Regions from separate parts of the Homo sapiens genome. Here region 1 is linked to region 2. The links are chromatin loops, found by intact Hi-C in ENCODE. Cell type or tissue: Caco-2. All regions are shown on one strand. Region 1 overlaps ZBTB34 (zinc finger and BTB domain containing 34). Region 2 overlaps RALGPS1 (Ral GEF with PH domain and SH3 binding motif 1).

What was found. Hi-C counts contacts between places; a loop is a spot of excess contacts. Peaks named below come from ENCODE experiments on the same cell type or tissue, not always from the same donor. Only the 100,000 strongest peaks of a DNase experiment are listed, where the experiment ranks them.
Region 1: it touches region 2 in a loop (4-fold over the local background); 1 of 110 quality-filtered maps calls a loop at or near these places.

The regions. Positions count from the first base shown.
Region 1 is chr9:126,883,978-126,886,477 of GRCh38, reverse strand. It overlaps ZBTB34 (zinc finger and BTB domain containing 34), which reads right to left. Exons shown (of 2, transcript NM_001099270.4): 2 at 600-2,500. Among named protein-coding and RNA genes, the nearest start is that of ZBTB34, 25 kb to the right of the region's middle. RefSeq lists enhancers at 1-90, 2,328-2,500. In Caco-2, no CTCF peak of the experiment used is centred here; a DNase peak (open chromatin) is centred at 1,137.
Region 2 is chr9:126,939,540-126,942,039 of GRCh38, reverse strand. The region is part of intron 1 of RALGPS1 (Ral GEF with PH domain and SH3 binding motif 1); the gene reads right to left. Among named protein-coding and RNA genes, the nearest start is that of RALGPS1, 26 kb to the right of the region's middle. In Caco-2, a CTCF peak has its summit at 1,242 (motif pointing left); DNase peaks (open chromatin) are centred at 1,259 and 1,969; H3K4me3 peaks cover 529 bases.

The sequences.
Region 1 (2,500 bases), 56 kb after region 2:
CTGTGGTGCCGGGTCCTGTGCTGAGGATACTTGAGGGAGAGAAAAGAGTTTGTAATCCCTGCTGTCAGGGCGCCTCCAGGTTAGAGGCAGAAATACTAACTGAATCATCTCGCTAATGAATATCCTATTACAAACTGAAATAGGTGCTCCAAAGAGCAGGAACACAGTTCAACAAATGCTATGTTAGAGGGGCCTGACCTGGAGGGCTGCTGGTGGGAAGAGGGGTCCCTGGGCTGGAACCTGGAGGAGGAGGGGGAGTTAACTGGCTGAGTGGAGACAGAAGAGCCTGGGCAACCCCACCCTTTGTGGACGACTGAGCAAGAGATATTCTCTGCAGGCGCGAGGGGCAGGGATTCACGATTTGTTCTGGGGGTGCCTGGGTGCAGACCGAGGCCGACAATTCAGTCGCCACACAAGAGGTCAGAAATATACTCGCTTCTTTCTCTTCTTTTCAGCACGATGGTGGCACAAGAGCTTCTTAGGAAACCCTCACCTTTCAAAAACAGTGATTACAGAAACTATGACACTGCAGATGTTTGTCAGAGCCACTGACACTCACCGAAGCTCAGGGGGCCCACGCAGAGGGAGACCACAGCACATTTGCTCTAGCAGCATTTTTATTTACAAACAGCAATGTCCATTGACTTTATTTATACCATAAAAAAGCCATTTACAAGCAAGAAACAAGAATTCAGAACAAAATTAAGCAGCACTGAAATATTCATGTCACAAATCTAAAACAAAGTGAATACAAGAGTAAAATATCATTTGAATAAATAGTCTTAAATTCATGCTATAAAATAATCCTTAATGGCAAGTTACTAGTTGATACAGCATCCGCTTAGCTAGCTTCATTTACTTCATATGGTGATGAAGTGTGGAGTTGTGAGGTTACCAGTTTATATTGCAAGATAATGACACTGTGTTAAGTCATTCAAATTGCTCAACCATTTATAACGGAAAAAAATGTTAGCCCTACTAATAAAAGTGGTGAGAGAGATGGTTTTCACATTAGGAAAATGGTCATTCTCAAACAAACCAGGTAAGTTTACCTCTTACAATAGTCAGGGCAGCAACCAAAGGCTTGGGCAGCAAGTCCAAAGGTTGAATTCACAGCATACTTGTCACTGAGGGGCAGCAAGAGGTCTGTGGACTGAATCTGCTACAAGGAGAGCCAGGCAAGGCTGACTCCAGGACTTGATCAAGAACTACAATAGCCCCGTCTGTGCCAGACTCAGGAAGGAAACCAGAGAAAGCAGGTTCTCTTCCGGGCCGAGAAGTCAAGCACTGGGCAGAAACAGTGGGAACACTCTGGCACTTACTGAAAAAGACGCATGTGACATGTGACAACCATTACAAATTTGGAACAATGTGAATGACTTTTCTGAACTTTTAGTTCAGTTGCACTGAGTAATATGAAATCTATGATTTATGAACTAGATAGTTTCATATAAAGAATTTACATAATTCCCCAATACTTTCATATATAAAATTTAATAAATAACCCTGACCAGTCTAGAAGCACCATTCAAGGGGCATGTGCCCTTGGAAAATAGTTTAGGTGTTGCATATTTGAGTCCCTTTCAGTGGAGGCTTCACAGGAAACCATTACAGAATTTAACAATAACGAGGACAACAACAACAAAAATCACAGTAACTAAGAGAAAAAGTTGATAAAATAAAATACATTGATCTCTTTAAAGTAAAGCTCATTCACATAGATGATTTTCCCCCCAGCCCTTGTTTCGTGTTCCTGCAAATTTTTCCTAGGGTCTAGGCTGTAAGAACAAAAATAAAAACAAAACCACACACAAAATACGCAGGTCTATATGGTCTGGGCTAAGGGAAAAACAAAGAGTTGGTTATATTTGCTATCATTAGAAAAGACATTTACTCATGCTCTGGAAGATTTAAAAATTATCATTTTCGTTCTACAGTATATTCTGCTCAACAGTGAACCGACAGTATCCTTTCTGCTGTTTAAAAAAAAAAACTAAACTAAAACAACAACAACAACAACAAAAAACACAACTGCCAAGGCAGGGCCAATTGGTTGGGAGGCTTTTTCCACTGACCAAAAAATTAACTTGTCTCCATATACTGTATTTACAAATATAATTTCTAAATGTATTTACAGCTTTAGTAGAAATTAGAGGGTAGAGAACTGATTAGAATGAAAATAACTGTTTAAAACCACAAACATTAGTAAAAGTATAAAATTCTTTGTCTTCACAGTTTGTAATAACAGGCTAAATATCTCTAGAAAAGGACGCTGTCACTGTCTTCACATTGTCTAATATTGAAAAGGTAGCTCAAGAAGAGACTCAATTATGAACAAGCCTATATGAATTCAGGATATATTTTACTGTAAAAGATTTCTTCACATATCACTTTATCTTAATTGATTTCTGCATCTGTTATAAATGAAACACCTAACCTAAAACTGTACAGAAATAGGGACTTTGCTTTCCAAAAAGAGTTGCTCTAAGGAGTTACACAG
Region 2 (2,500 bases):
TGAAAAGGAGAAACTAAGAGCAGCATCTTTCTTAGAGGGTTGGTGTGAGGATTAATATGAGCTATTTTTTGTAAAGCACTAAGCCCAGAGTTCAAACAAAGCAAGGAAATCATCAAATAGATAACCAGAGAGTATATGTTCCAGGAAAGCTACTGACTGTAACACTGGCTACAAAAAAGCCAGGAAAACACTTGAAAACCACAGTAAAGACAGTTAGAACACATCCATTCAATGGGATACTAAGTGGTAGATAAAAAGGTGAGGGAGATCAATACTTCCTGACAGAGAGCAATGTCCATAAACTCAGGGCACACTCACTTTCATGCTTTCATTCAATAACTATTTCCTGAAAAGCTAGTATATATCAAGCACTGTCCTAGATGCTAGGGATAGAGCAGTGAAGAAAAAACCCAAAACCCCCAGTATATTCTAGTGGGGGAAACAGACACTAAGTAAATCATTCAGCAAAAGACAAGGCTTGCCAGCTCATGGTAAGTGATAAAGAAAAAAGTAAAGCAGAGAAAAGTAGGCAGGGTGGGAGACAGGTCATAATTTTCTCTTTTTTTTACACTTATTTTTAATTTTTGCAGGTACACAGCAGGTGCATATATTTATGGGGTATATGGGATATTTTGATACAGGTATACAATGTGTAATAATCACATCAGGGTAAATGGAATATCTGTCACCTCAAGCACTTATCCTTTGTGTTACAAACAATCCAGTTATACTCCTTTTGTTATTTTTAAATGTACAATTAAATTATTATTGACTACAATCACCCTGTTGTGCTATCAAATACTAGATCTTATCCAATCTTCTTCCTATCTTTGAATCCATTAATCATCCCTCCTTCCCCAACAACCCCCCCCCACAACTAGACGAAGTCATAATTTTAAAGGGGGGGGGCGTATATGAGAAGTCCTCACTGAGAAAATGACACTTGAACATGTTTTAAAATCTTTATAACACATGTGAACACACATATAGAAGTATAGAAGGATATTCACTAAACTGTTAATATCACTGCCTCTTAATGGCATTATTGTATGGCACTTTTACTTTCTATTTCTGTACACTTCAATATTTTCTGGTTTCTTTTGAAATAGGTATGGAAAACATTTATGAGCAGCACAGCACCTAGAGGAAAAAACTGAAAATGAACTTACACAGACAAGGATGGCTCAGAGCTGGGTATTTAAAGACAGCGGTTCCCAGGTTCGGGTCTGGTGCCTGGTGCTGCAGCACCACCTGGTGGCCAATCACCTAACTACTCAATTTCATACAACCATGCCGAGAAAGCAAGAGACAAGATGCACTTTTGTACACAACAGCATAAGAATATACCTGTTCGACGGATCACGAGGTCAGGAGATCGAGACCGTCCTGGCTAACACGACAAAACCCCACCTCTACTACAAATACAAAAAAATTAGCTGGGCATGGTGGCGGGCGGCTTGTAGTCCCGGCTACTCAGGAGGCTGAGGCAGGAGAATGGCGTGAACCCGGGAGGCAGAGCTTGCAGTGAGCCAAGATCGCGCCACTGCACTCCAGCCTAGGCAACAGAGCGAGACTCCATCTCAAAAAAAAAAAAAAAATTATATATATACATACACCTGCCCAATGGACAGGGACTGAAGAAAAGTACACAAACATAAACACTATTCAGTATGTTGGGGTGGCAGGTGGCAGGATCGTAGCAGAATTTACGTGGCTTGGACTTTCAATCATAGGTTTATAATGATGCTTCATTTCTTTATTTCTAACTGTGCAATGGAACAGTCCAACACGACATCTGAATGTACTCACTCACTCAACAGAAGTGGAGTGAGAGGCGGGCTGGGCAGCACAGATTCATAACCCAGGCTATTTGCACATGGTAAAGAAGTGTGACAGGACCTCAGGGCACAGGTTGCTTGGAAAAGGAGGGGTCAGCCTCAATGGGAGTGCCTGGGAGATAAGATCCCAGAACACTGGCTTGGATGAGTAGCCACACCCCTGCACTCAAATTATTAATCATTAATAGCTTGTACACAGACGACTGAACTAGTACCTCCTCGCTGAAGCCCAGAGGCGAATGAAACGTATCCCTTAGGTGAGCAGGAAGTGACTTTGATCGCAGAGGACTCTACCTAGAATACTGTTTCCTTCCCCTCCACCCAACAGGCCTCCAGCCTGGGTCCATGGCCTTCCTCTGCAGGCTCTCTGCTTAGCCCTCCGCAACGCTTGTCACTCTGACATGCCAATGCGGCTGCTCCCTGCTCAACCATAAGAGCTCTGTAAAGCGAGGGTCATGTCTATCCCATTCACCCTCTATGTCTGTCTCACTCACTCTCAGAGAGGGACAGGACTTGGAAGTCCAACTGTCCTGGGTTTGAATCCTGCTCTGCCATCTACCACCTATGTGGCAAGTGCCTCTTGGCTTCTATTTCCCCTTCTGTAAAGTGGGCATACAGGATTGTACCCATCTCATGTGGCTGTGGTAAGGATTAACTAATAG